Regions from separate parts of the Mus musculus genome. Here region 1 is linked to region 2. A link is a contact called in ENCODE Hi-C or POLR2A ChIA-PET data. All regions are on one chromosome and are shown on one strand. Each heading gives the region's core, a stretch centred on a gene start or an enhancer-like site at or near the end of the contact. The rest is flanking DNA. Distances are from core to core; before and after follow the strand shown. Region 1 holds the start of Map4k1 (mitogen-activated protein kinase kinase kinase kinase 1). Region 2 overlaps Actn4 (actinin alpha 4).

What was found. Hi-C counts contacts between places; a loop is a spot of excess contacts on that map. ChIA-PET counts read pairs that join two places held with the same protein, here RNA polymerase II (POLR2A).
Region 1: POLR2A ChIA-PET joins it to region 2 with 10 read pairs in embryonic stem cell. The contact joins the promoter of Map4k1 here to the enhancer-like site in region 2. A Hi-C loop is called at or near these places in 5 of 37 maps with a recorded cell type or tissue (all heart). POLR2A ChIA-PET finds 5 or more read pairs at or near these places in 5 of 5 experiments (Patski and embryonic stem cell).

The regions. Positions count from the first base shown.
Region 1 is chr7:28,979,658-28,986,613 of GRCm38, forward strand. It overlaps Map4k1 (mitogen-activated protein kinase kinase kinase kinase 1), which reads left to right and starts at 3,197. Exons shown (of 32, transcript NM_008279.2): 1 at 3,197-3,397; 2 at 3,558-3,615; 3 at 3,733-3,823; 4 at 4,426-4,490. The coding sequence starts at 3,299. It overlaps Eif3k (eukaryotic translation initiation factor 3, subunit K), which reads right to left and starts at 2,231. Exons shown (of 8, transcript NM_028659.3): 1 at 2,017-2,231; 2 at 787-885. The coding sequence starts at 2,075.
Region 2 is chr7:28,933,921-28,940,485 of GRCm38, forward strand. The region is part of intron 1 of Actn4 (actinin alpha 4); the gene reads right to left. Among named protein-coding and RNA genes, the nearest start is that of Gm51446, 5.8 kb to the right of the region's middle. Within about 2 kb of position 4,876, at least 1 of the 3 ENCODE cell types and tissues checked has a DNase peak (open chromatin) inside an H3K27ac peak, as active enhancers do; it is heart, where a contact is called at or near this core.

The sequences.
Region 1 (6,956 bases), core at 1,947-4,446, 44 kb after region 2:
AGATGGCTCAGTGGGTAAGAGCACCCGACTGCTCTTCTAAAGGTCTGGAGTTCAAATCCCAGCAACCACATGGTGGCTCACAGCCATCTGTAACAAGATCTGACGCCCTCGTCTGGATTGTCTGAAGTCAGCTACAGTGTACTTACATATAATAAATAAATCTTTAAAAAAAAAAAAAAAAAAAGCCCAGCTACTGTTTAAAAAAAAAAAAAAAAAAAAAAAGAAAGCAGGCCTGACCTAAGCTGACTCAAGGGACCCAAGGCTAGGCCATAAGGGCTCAACAGTGATTACCTAAGCTGGGGGGTTGATGGGGCAAAGCATGTGAGCCAAGAGGCAGTGAAACTAACAAAATGAATTTTCATTTACAATAATCTGTCTAGCAACACAACTGTTTATTGACCATCTTGTATGATTTTGGAATGGATTAAAGACAAAAACAGGGCTGGTGAGATGGCTCAGTGGTTAAGAGCACCGACTGCTCTTCCAAAGGTCCTGAGTTCAAATCCCAGCAACCACGTGGTGGCTCACAACCATCCTTAACAAAATCTGATGCCCTCTTCTGGAGTGTCTGAATGTACTTACATATAATAAATAAATAAATAAATAAATAAATAAAATAAAATAAAAAAGACAAAAACAAAACAAAAACTCCTAATCTGACCTTCTAAAACACCGAAGAGAAGTCCCATCTTGCAGCTTGCCCCAGGCCCCTCTGCACCAGGTTCCCTCTCCAGAGTGGCTTCCTGCTAGGCAGCTGTTCGTATGAGGGTGGGGACAGACACTCACAGTTTCAGGACGGCCAGGTTGGCCTCCAGATCATAGGCATTCTCTTTGGCTTGTGTCTCCACATATCGCTCCAGGGTAGCCAAGTTCTCAGGATTGTACCTGGAAGAGCATCAAGATGGGTGAACAGCCTGGCACAGTGGTTACATGCCTTTCATCCCAGCACCTAGGAGGCTGAGGCAGGACAGGAGGATTGCAAGTTTGAAGCTAGTCTGCAATTAATAGTGAAAACCTGTCTCAAAAGGAAAAAGGGAGCCGAGCAGTGGTGGCGCACGCCTTTAGTCCCAGCACTTGGGAGGCAGAGGCAGGCGGATTTCTGAGTTCGAGACCAGCCTAGTCTACAGAGTGAGTTCCAGGACAGCCAGGGCTACACAGAGAAACCCTGTCTCAAAAAACAAACAAACAAACAAACAAAAAAAGGGGGGGGGAAGATAGGGAGATAACTACACAGACAGACATGAGTAAACAAAGAGAAGAACAGAGGCTAGTCCTTAGGGACCACTGTAATTTGTTAACCTGAAATCACTCTCTTCTTCCTACAGCTTTTATTCTGGCCATGGGATATTCCTCACTTTGCTATTTTCTTTTTAAATAAATCTGTAGGAAGCTTTATTACATTCATTCGATCTTAAAATAAATAAGTTAGTCCCACCCACTGGAACTACCCAGATAGCTGATCAATTAACTGTACAACATCCAGTAAATGTTTTTCCTAACATGGGCCTCTAGCTAGCCCTACTTGAGCCCCTGGTCATGTCTAGGATGCCTCCAACCTCAGTCAGTCTCTGCAGCCCGTATGTTTTCCTGAACACCTTCTCTTCGATCCCGTTCTGACCCAGTTCCATCCTCTCCTGCCTATCTCAATACGTGGCTTGACCTGACCAGGCCCTGATCGCTCCTTATTGTCACTATCTGCTGAATGGGGTTGTCGCCAGGATGGAATGGGAACCTAAGTCCAGGAACGCAGGACCGGTTCCCGTTTCCATCACCTCCGGTCCCCACTGGCCAAATAGACATCAGAAAACACTATGTAGGATGGTCCACAAGGACAGAGAAGGAAGAGACTAAAAGACACCGGGAGTCTGTGGCAGCAGAAAAGGTAAAGTTGAGGGACGGAGAGAAACTTGGAGAAACTCCATCTCTGGAGGAGCGTGGAGCCCTGGCCACCCCTGGCTGGCTCCCCGTCTTCTCCACCCCGCTTGGCCAGAGAGCGCCCTTCAGCGGAATTCAGACCTGTCGATACCCTTGAGCAACTTGCCCACGTTCGCTCTCATCTGCTCAAACATCGCCATGATCACTGTTGCCTTCGGCAGCCTCAGCTGGAGTCGAACACCAGGCACGGTGCTTAGCACTAGAGGACCGGAAGAGAGGTGTAGGAAGCGGAACCTGCGTCACACCCTCCCTCCAGCTCCTACAAGGAAGGCAAAGGGAAAGGCGCTTTCAGCACCAGCGCCGGTTGTTTTTTTTTTTTTTTTTTTTTGTCTACCACGTGATTTCCTTCCAGCAGTTGTAACTTGCGCATGCGCAATGAGCTCACTTAAAAGAGACCAATAGCGTGAGAAAAGGTTTAGTCTGCCTTACTACGCAGGCGCCAGGAGGCGGGCTAAGCTTTTCCCGGGCCGCGCAAACTTAGTACTTAAGCTTCTGACGCGCGTGCGCTGGAGTTGTACGGGGAAAGGAGACTTTATTTTCTCTACGCATGCGTAGCCTTAAGCGTTTAGCCCCGTGAAGGGTTGCTGTTTCCTTTTCTTTGAGTTTAGTCGGGTGGGAGATGCTCTCTGAAGCCCTTCTTGTCTCCGACTTGGGTGCCTGAGACAGCATCTTGTATGTATCTTCACTTCCTCGCTGGTCCCCACTCGGTTCCGTACTGCTACAGTGCTGTTAGGAGGCCGGGAAGGCAAAAGACACCTGTAGTCTCCATCGGCTCTGCGTAGGGGCTACTAACAAGTGTTCCACGTCTGCCACAGATTCCCTACACGTTTGAAGCGTTGCACAGACATGTGCCATGCGGGCAGGTGCCCTGAGCTCAGCTGTCACTTAAGTCACATGCATGTGTCACGAGTAAACAGGTCTTCTGTGAAACCTAGCCAGCTTTGTGCAGACCTGCAACCTCTGGCTTGATTCCAGATCTTCAAGAACCCAGCAGAGGTTCAACCGTAACCTATGACTCCTCCCAAAATAGAGTGTTGGGGAGAGGGTGCTAGGTCAGCCCCAGGTTGCATTTAAGAACTTTTGCATCTTATTTACATAGTGTCCTTCAGTGGGTAAAGGGGAGTCCCATGGGTCCCAAGGCGATCAAACTCTCAGAACCCAGGGGACGGGGGTGGAGCCCTCTGTGCAGCCCTCTGCACAGCCCTGCAGCTGGGGCAGGAAGCGAGAGTGGGGAGGGGGAAGGCCACAGCCCACAGAGTCAAGGCGGGCCCAGGACTTGTGTGGAGACAGAAGGTAATACCAAAGCTTGAACCCTGAGGCCCTGTTGGCCCCCTGGGCACTGGCCCAGCCCCGGCCTCCAGGAATGGCCCTTGTGGACCCCGACATTTTTAATAAGGACCCTCGAGAACACTATGATCTACTGCAACGACTGGGTGGTGGAACTTATGGAGAAGTATTCAAGGTGAGAAAGCCCTTCTGTCTCCTCCACCACAACCCTGGGATAGTTGGGGAGAGGCTGGCAAGCAGGAGTGTAAGAGAATGCCAGGCCTTGGCCTTGGTTCAGAGATGCTGAGGATGGCAAGCTATGGAGTCTGCCTGATGACCAACTTCCCCTTTACAAGGCTCGCGACAAGGTGTCTAAGGACCTGGTGGCTTTGAAGATGGTGAAGATGGAGCCTGGTGAGAGCACCCCCAGAAACTTCTTCCCCATCCCCGCCCTTTCCTTCCTGGGATACAGGGACATTTCTGTAAGCCCCCGCTTGTAGCCCACCTTCGCTCTCCGGCCCCTCCCCACAGATGATGACGTCGCCACCCTTCAGAAGGAGATTCTCATGCTGAAAACTTGCCGGCACGCCAACATCGTGGCTTACCATGGCAGTTACCTCTGGTGATGTCTTAGCCCATCCCCCAACCCCAGCCCCTTAACTCTGACCAGGTCTCCACTCCTAAACTACCATTTGTGACCCAGATACCCTAACTTGACTTCCAACCTGAGGACTTTCACTTTTAATTGGGGCATCCCAGTCTGATTCCCAATCTGAAATTCTGCCTTTCTTACTGAGTGCCTGCTAATTTTTAAGGGCTAATCTAGAACCCTCCTCGTTGTTGTAATCAAATCTCTCACTAGTCTGCTCCCTGCATCACCCATTTTTATTCTGCTTCTTTAATTTGAGCTCTCAAATTTCTTGGCTCCCAAGATAATATCTCAGCTGCCTCAATAATGGCATCTTTTCCTCAAACCCGGGATTCTTTGTCTTGTCTGCTTCGCCATGGGTTCTCTGCCCTGTCCCCTAAATTACCTTGGGGTGGCAGTGGGGTGCTCTTGGGTTGGAACCCAAAGACCTAAAAATTGCTCTGGAATACACACTTCCTGGCTATCCTCAGCCTCTGCTGTCATGGGAACAGGACACTGTGTGGTGGGCGGGGGAGTGAGATAGCCCCGGGAGGTCTCACTACCATTGTAATCCCTGCTCTCTTGACGCCCTATAGGCTGCAGAAGCTGTGGATCTGCATGGAATTCTGTGGAGCTGGTTCTCTCCAGGACATCTACCAAGGTTAGAAGGACAAGGGGACAGAGGCCCCCTTCCACCACCAGTCCACCTCTCCTGTCTCTCTCTGTGCTTGTATCCTGGAAGCTGACTTCCCAGTCTACACCATACCATCAGCCCGTGCACTTGGCTGTTGCTGGGGATCCCATGATGGCCCTGCCCTCCAGCACCTGTGGGTCTTGCCTGTCTTTTCCTGGGCAATAATCCCCTTCACTTCCATGTCTCTATCTTTGTCTGGATGTCTATATTTTCTTGCCAAAAATTATTCCTGGGTTGGGGCAGTTTTGCATTTTCTTTTTTTCTTCTTTTTTGAGATGGGCTTCTCACTATCACCCCTGGTGTTGATATTCAAGGCATTTGCTACCATGCCTGGCCTATTTCTGCATTCTCCAACTCAGATTAGTTGTTCAGATTTTCAGGTAGGCAGTCAGTAAATTTCTGGGTCTAGCCTGCAGTCCACCTTTCAGGGAAATTTGAGGGTAGGAGTCCCATAGGCCTGTCATCCCTTCTGAGTCTCTCTCTCTCTCTTTCACACACACACACACACTTTTTTTTTTTTTTTTTTTTTTTTTTTTTTTTTTTTTTTTGCTATAGTGAGTTTTGAACCTAGAGTCTTACGTTTGCTAGGCAACCACTCTGAGCTGTATCCCTAACACCTACCTCTTTTTTTTTTAATTAATGACTTTATTCTTTGAGGGTTTAATTTAAATTAATTTATCTATTCTTTAAGAATTATAGGTAGACAATGTTTTTTTTTTTTTTTTTTTTTTGAGACAGGGTTTCTCTGTATAGCCCTGGCTGTCCTGGGAACTCACTTTGTAGACCAGGCTGGCTTCGAACTCAGAAATCTGCCTGCCTCTGCCTTCCAAGTGCTGGGATTAAAGGTGTGCGCCACCACGCCCAGCTCTGACAATGTATTCTTAACACATCCCTTCAATTTCTCGTAGATGCTCCCCAGCCCTCTTTTTACTTATTATTTTGTGGCAGGCCGGCCTTGAACTTGCAGTCTCTCTGCCTTAGCCTTTTCAGTAGCTAGTCTTCTAGCTACTGAACGGCCCGTCTTCTGCCACCAGGCCCTACACCTCAGCCTTTTCTACAGTTGTGGTGTTCACCTGTCTTACTCTCTCTAACTCCCCCTACCCACGATTTCAAATTGTCTGAAAAGGTCTCCCTTTAGCTCAGTGGTAGAATGCCTGCCTGGTAGGATGGATCCAGGTTCCAGCTTCCATCCGGGCAACACAGAACCTCCCCCAGAACGGGAAACTGAGGCCGATAGGCAGGAAGTGACTCACCCAGTCATTGTGTAAGCCCTGGTCTCTGCCCGACACCCTCTGTCCTATCTTTCTCTTGTCTCTTCACTAACCCCGCTTGTCTTCTAAAATACGTCTATCTCCCTGCATTGGGTCTCTGCTCATCTCTTTCTCTGCCTGACACTGGGTCTGTCTGTCTGCTGCTGCCTGTCTCTGTATCTTCGCCATTGCTCATCTTGCCTGCCCTCACATCACCCCATGCAGAGACTCCCTCGTCTCCCATCGTCCTCCATGAGAAGCTGCCCTTGCTCCTTTTCTCCTGCAGAGCGGGACCCATCACACCCCCGCTTTGGCTTCTTATGGTAGCCTTGCTGACCAGCATGTGTCAAATGTCATAGCCCTTCCCACACATATTTCCTGTTGTTTCTGGCTCTGTTTCTTCTTTCTAACTACTAGCTTATTAACACCTTATGTTATATGTTTTTCGTTATTTCTTGTTTTTGAAATAACAGGCAAGAGGTCCAGCACTGAGATATTCCTCTAGCCTTTCCGTCTTATATATTATTTCTCTTGAAATAATATATTCCCGTGTTTTCTCCATGAAAGCAGGGATTTATCTTTGTGTGTGTGTGTGTGTGTGTGTGTGTGTGTGTGTGTGTGTGTTTGCAGGTGCATGTGCTAGTACTGAAACCTGGAGATTTTCACATGCTAGTCAAGGACTCTATTGTTGAGCCACGCCCCCAGCCCCTCACTGGAGGATTTCAGGCAAATGCTTTCCTCCTGAACCATGCCCCCAGCCTTTTGGTGTGACTATCTTGTTTGTAGCTGTGTCTCCAGGACCTGGCACAGAGTAGGACTATTGTAATGATTTGCTGAGTTAACTGTTGTCCTCTGCCTAATAGCTAGTTATTTATCTGTCTTCACTCTTCTCCCATGTGCGAATGCTCTTGGTTGTTTTGGAAACAGGTCTTTCTATGTAGCCCCGACTGGCCTGTATGTTGGTATATAGCTGAGGCGAGCCTCAAACTCAAGGCAACCCTCCTGCCTCATCCTTCCAAGTAATTGGATTACAGGCAAGAGCAACTACCTTTCAGGCAGTTACTATTCTCTCTCCCCTTTCCGGTTGTCCCATCTAAAGTCCCTCCTCTTCAGACATCCTATCCGATGTCATGGGAGGAGGGAGGCTGGGAACCCCAGAGAGCCAGGATTCCTGACTCTTCTT
Region 2 (6,565 bases), core at 3,626-6,125:
ATGACCACCTCTCCAGTCTCAACACCTCAAAGGCCCACAGATGAGAGGAAGAGAAGCACTCCTCAGATGGTAACTAGCTCCTGCCAGGGGACCCCGCAGCCAGATGCCCCATTACCCAGAAGTGAGAAGCAGGACATGGAAGGAGGTCACAGCCAGGCATCTAGAAGAGCATGGTCTAGTTGGAAAGGGACGCTGGTAAGCTAGTCACTGCAGGGCAGTGTGATACAAGGACAAAGGTGAGAGGACACATGATCTGGGTCTTGAAAGAGGAGCACTGTTCTGATGCATGGTGGCCTGGGAAGAAGGTCACTCCACAGCCAGAACACTGACAAAAAAGCCACAAACAGGCCGGTGTTAATTAAGGACCCCAGAGAGTAGCAGTAGGGTGCAGCACCAACATGAGTCAGGTGTGTGTGTACACGTGTGCACATGAATGTGTAGTCTGTAAGTCTCCTGTACTACAGAAAGGTTGAAGAGAGCAAAGATGGGAGCAGAACAGGCTAACTGGGTGACCTGATTAGTCTCTGGAAGATAATGTTCACCAAGACATCAAGACCCCAGGTGAGTGGAGTCAAACCAGGAAGGACATCACTGCAGGAGGACAACAGGATGGGGAGATACTGCAGTGTCCCACCACTCACCAGGCAGAGGGGCTGACTCCTCCACTTGGGGTTGCTACAGCTGTAGAATCTGCATTTTCTACTACCCGCCATGTCCTGAGTTATTAGGGCAATGGAAGGAACATTGTAGAACAAGAAGGCCAGGGTTCTAGAATAGTCTAAGCAGTGGTCTCAGCCTTTCTAATGCTTCAACCTTTCAATACACTTCCTCATGTTGTGGTGACCCCCAACTATAAGATTATTTTTACTCCTACTATTCATAGCTGTAATTTTGCTACTGTTATGAACCATAATGTAAATATCTGCATTTTCCAATGGTCTTAAGCACTTCCTGTGAAAGGGCCGTAGGAGTCCCCACATGGGTCTTGACCCACAGGTTAAGAACTGCTAGTTAGAGAAAGACAGAAACTCAGTGCCTATTACAGGGTGAGGTGTCAAATGTCTCTAGGCTTCTGACAGAGATGGATTATGAAGGACAATGTAAAATGTGGGTATGGAGAACCCAGGAACATCAACTGGAGAATGTCAAATCAAAGTGCCACATGACCAGCAGCCATGTGAAAACTTTGGTCTAAAGCTAGCAAAGGGCATCTGTTCACGCATGCTTTCATCCACACTCATTCAAACATATTCTGCCATGCTGCTGGCTCCAGGGACACAAGAGAAAGTGAAAGCCTTCCACAGCTAATAGAGGAGACACTTGAGTCTGAAAATAACTGGGTACAGGAGTGGATCAGGCCCAGAGAAGTGGAGATATCACAAATGAGATCCTTAGAGCCAAGGGTCTACCTAAGTCCCCTCAGGGAAAAGCATGTGAAATGCCACATCCAAGACGAAAGAGGGAAAGGGAGGCACACAATGGCGAGTGGGAGCAGGGGCTGGACACAACTCTGGGACAGAGGGTGAGCAGGGGAGCTGGGCAGTGGTGGCTCACGCCTTTAGTCCCAGCACCTGGGAGGCAGGAGCAAGTGGTCTCTGAGTTTGAAGCCAGCCTGGGCTATGGATCGAGTTCCAGAATAGCCAGAGAAACCCTGTCTTTAAAACAAAACCAAAAATGGCCTGGCAGTGGTGGCGCACGCCTTTAATCCCAGCACTTTAGGAGGCAGAGGCAGGCAGATATCTGAGTTCAAGGCCAGCCTGGTCTACTGAGTGAGTTCCAGGACAGCCAGGGCTACACAACAAACAAACAAACAAACAAACAAACAAAAAAACAAAACAAAGAAAGAAAGAAAAGGAAAGGAAAAAAGAAACCCAGGGTTGAACATTTGAGTTTACATTTGACAGTCGAAAGCATCAAATATTGAAACTGTGGTCTATGTTAAAAGTATACACATCCTAGGGGGTGGGGGTACAGCTCAGTGATACAGTGCTTGCTTAATTCAGTTATCTAGCCCTGGATTCTACCCCTAGCATTACAAGAACAAAAACAAACAAGGACCCACGGATAGTTGATCAGCATGCTATAGTGCTCTGTTAGGAGTAGAGATGTAGAATCTGGCAAACACTGATAATCACTGGTGCTGGCATGCGACTGTTTCTCCACTTGGATAACTATTCCAAAGATCAGCATGTGTATGTGTGTGCACGTGCATGTGTAGTCTTTACGTCTCCTATACTGCAGAGAAGTTGAGGACAGCAAGGTTGGGACATTGGCCTGTGTTCTGGATGCCTGATGAAGGGCTGCAGACACTTCTCTGATGGAGTAGGCAGCCTTGGTAGACACTGGGAACTAAGGAGGCACTCAGGAAGTGCAGTGACTGGCTCCACTGGTGAAGGTTTATAGTTTAAAAGTACGCCAAAGCCAATATCTAAGTGCAGGACTCTTCCCCAGATTTAACCCAGCTTGTGGCTCCAGTGCACTGTCTTAAAAGAGGAAGAATCAAACGCAGCCAGGTGGACATTCACAGCCCACACTCCAACTTCAAATCCACACTGAACTCCCTGTGTTCTCCTCCTGGCATTCATTACCCAGCAAAGGATGCTAGGGTAAGGCTGTGCCCTTTGCAAAGACAGACTGGAGCACACCCACCATGGTCACAAAACAAGCCACCTCTTTCTTTCCCTCTCCTGCAGAGCAAGGTTGCATTTAAAGGGAGAAACAGTCTCAGGTTTTGTCTCCCAAACAGTGAAAGCCCCAGGGGCAAGGGCTGGGAACAGAGCAAAAGGCTGGGAACAAGAGCAGCTAGTTCCCAGGGAATGGGTCACTACTGCCTGTGAAGAAGGTGTAGAGGGACACGGGGAACAAAGCCCCAACCCAAGCTAGACAGCAGAGAAAGAAAAGGGAGCAGCTGTGTGCCTTTGGGTTCCATGGCCCAGAGAGATGAGGAGCTATCAGATTCTGCTTGGCCACACCATGTGGCCTCTATCTTTCTCTACATTTTCCACGGCACCAGCTTCCCTGCCAATGTCTCATAAATAACAATGGTCAGCAAACACAGACTGCTTGCTCCTCCTTTCCTGTGCTACACATCGCAAGGCTGGGTGGGGTCCCGCAACTTGGGGCACTGGAAGCCAGGTTTCAGGAAGGTGGCTAGCCAGCTCACAACAGGACTATGCTTTAACAGTTTTTAGCTGTCCCTAAGAACAAAACACTTTATTCTCTCTGGCTACGTATGTTAATTTTACTTAGAGGCAGCAATGTTGGTATCAAAGGAAAAAGTTTCAAAGGAACAGCAGCAGCAAAGAAAGGTCTGAGGACAGGACCTTCTGACACCCTCATCCAAGTATCCCTTCTCCTTGGACTCTCAGAGGATATATGCACCAACCTGGACAAGATCCTATCCCTCTAGATGAAAAGTAACGGCTTCTTCCTCTGCCTACTGGGAAAGCATACTGCTTGTCTCCCGACTGGCAAGACACTCATGCAGAACTCTGTAAGAACAGCTGGCTGCCATGCTGGGTCTAGAAATGTCCCAGAGAGGTCTTCTTAGGACTTTTATAGCGTACAGCTGAACAAGAGGATGGCTTTCAAATGTATCATAGCAGGCTTGTAGGTGTGAGCTGGGCCCAGCAGGTAAGAACCTCTTTCTCAGAGGGCAGGCCAAGGTTAGATCAATTTCCACCCTTAAACACCATACCGAATGGCCATTCTAAGGGGGGAGGTCAGACAGCAGTCCACTCCACCTGTTTGGTGGTTATTTTCCATCTACTTAACATTTACTTACTGAGCATGTGTGTCAAACCACATGCTAGGGCCACAGCAGTGAACAAATCAGTGTCTCTGCTTTTGAGATGCTCACAATCTTATGGAGGACAGAGAGCATAGCGTGGCTGGAGTTAAAAAAAAGAAGTACAAGATAAGATGGCTTGCCCACAGTGAGGTCAGTCCCTGGAACCCACAATAGGAGTACTAACTCCTGAAAGCTGCCCTCTGGCCTCCATGCCTGTGGCTGCAACCTCACGCACATCATACACACGTGTGAATACTACTACTACTACTACTACTACTACTACTACTACTACTACTAAATATTTAGAAAAAGAGGTAAAGCCAGGAATGGTGGCACATACCTTTAATTCCAGCACTCAGGAGACAGAAATAGGCCTGAGTTCAAGGCCAGCCTGGTCTACAAAGCAAATTCCAATACAGCCAGGACTACAGAGAAACCCTGTCTCAAAACAAAGGAAGGAAGGAAGGCAGAGAGATGGCTGGGCCATTTTAAGGGCATTGGGTGTTCTTCCATAGTACCTGGTTTCAATTCCCAACAAACACAAAAGCTCACAACTGTCTGTAACTCTCCAGTTCCAGAGGATCTGATGTCCTCTGACACACATGCAGGCAGAACACCAATGTACAGGGTGTGTTTGTGTGTGTGTGTGTAACAAGTAGGACAGTGAAAAATAAGATCTAAAGAATGGAAATGGAAAGAGGCTAGCGGCCGGGCATGGTGGCGCATGCCTTTAATCCCAGCACTTGGGAGGCAGAGGCAGGCGGATTTCTGAGTTTCAGGCCAGCCTGGTCTACAGAGTGAGTTCCAGGACAGCCAGGGCTACACAGAGAAACCCTGTCTCGAAAAAAACAACAACAAAAAAACAAAAAACAAAAAAACCAAACCAAACCAAACCAAAAAAAACCAAAACAAACAAACAAAAAAAGAGGCTAGCACTGAGGCCCTTGTGAAGGCACCAGGCAAGAGAGAACATGACTGTATCTGGGAAATGTGGATGTGACTGGAAAGTCTAGTGGACAAAGCACATGCCACAGGGCCCCATCATGGGAACAAAGATACCTAGGAGCAAGCCAAGCAGGATGATGCTCAGCCCTATGACAACAGCTCAGAGAGCCCAAGGCAATGCTTGGGCCAAACTACTTCCAACTGGTGCAAGGACCTGACCGCTTGGCTGTGCTCTTACAATGGGACAAAGAAGCTGTTTCAGAACTGTTCCTCGCCCCCGCCCCCCACCCCCCTCGGGCTTCCTGGGAGGAAAAGCTACAACTTGTGCTTTTCTGGGCCTGTCTATAGCAGAGCAAAGCTGTCTGTGTACCTCCTAATATCTGGTCTAGAGGCTACATACATGCAGCATTCTGCATGATGCATGTGCTCAACATATGCTTAGGGAGATTTGTGGGCTCTGTAGCCCCCTCTAAGCCCACTGCAAAGACACTGCTACCTACCCCTTGCCTCTGTTCAGCTCTATCCACTATCACCTCTGAGATGGTATGAGGAAGACATGCTTACTATCTGGCAGCTGAGCTGACTGCAGCTCAGTCTTCCATAAAGAGCCGGCTTCTAATATGACACCATGGAACTCTCTTCAAAGCCCCCCCGCCCCCCGCCCCCCACATCCAACCCCATAAAGATGCCATCTCTCTAAATCCTGACCACTCTGGGGTGGAGACTCTTGGCCATGATTTTGTAAATAAGAAAACTGAGGCTTCTTTGCCTGAAGTCCCCTAGGCAGGCAGAGAGCCTCTGGTATACTCCAGCTTGTAGCCTGAATCCCTGGAAACCAAGCTCAAGAGTATGGTAGTACTCACAACCTGAGCACATGGGTCCCAGGAAAGAGGCTCACAAGTGTATGAGCCCTGTGGCCAGGCCTCTGGGGGAGGAGGCAATGTGGTGCCCTCACTGGGCTCACTCAGCTGAACCTTCACCAGGGAACCTCTGCCCGACACCTCATTAGCCAAAGTGCTTGTGTTACAACATGGACTAGAGCCCTTCAGATAGCTGGAGGCTCCCAGGTCAGCTCTCAAGAACGCATCGAGATGCTCACACAGATCCTCCTTCTCAAAAGTTATTTCTGGGCTTATTAAAAAGCAACAGTCAAGAAAACCACACCCAATCCAGGTTGGCTGTACTCTCATCGTGCGAATCTCAGACCAGGATTAATTCTTTGGCTGGTTTCAAACCTTCAATTTCAAAGCTATCTAGTTTGTGCTTGTCTACAAAGGAATGTTACTGGGCACCTCCCACTAGCAGCACAGAAAACAACTCCCACTACCGTCACCTGCTCCTCCAGACCAAGCCATATATAGGCAGCCAACTTCAGAAGGCCTCGCTCAACTCTCTACTCCCCACTACTTAATCAGGTTCCCCAACACAATCTTTAGCCAAATGCCTCTCTCCTAAGGGTCCAGGGAACAGAGAGGTGGGCTATGAAACCAGAGATTTCTCCAACTCTCTCCTCACCACACCCCATCCTCTGGACAGGATGCCATCTCATGCTTGAATCCCAAGCCTCACCAGGAGACCAACTGCTCCATCCTGCTAGAATAGCCAAAAAGGGGGAAAGCCCTATTTGGTTCTCAGCTCTGCTGTTCACAGGCTAGGTGGCCTAAGGCAAGCCAGGTCCCCTTATCCCCAAGGCTGTTTATCAATGCCGAGTGCATGTGAGGCTAAGCTGAAGGAATGCTGGTGTGCCATCTGTACCAGCATCAGATGACACAGTTTCTGAGATGTCCCTCTTGCCTGGGAGCCTCAAGGGCAGGGCTGGCCCTGGACTTT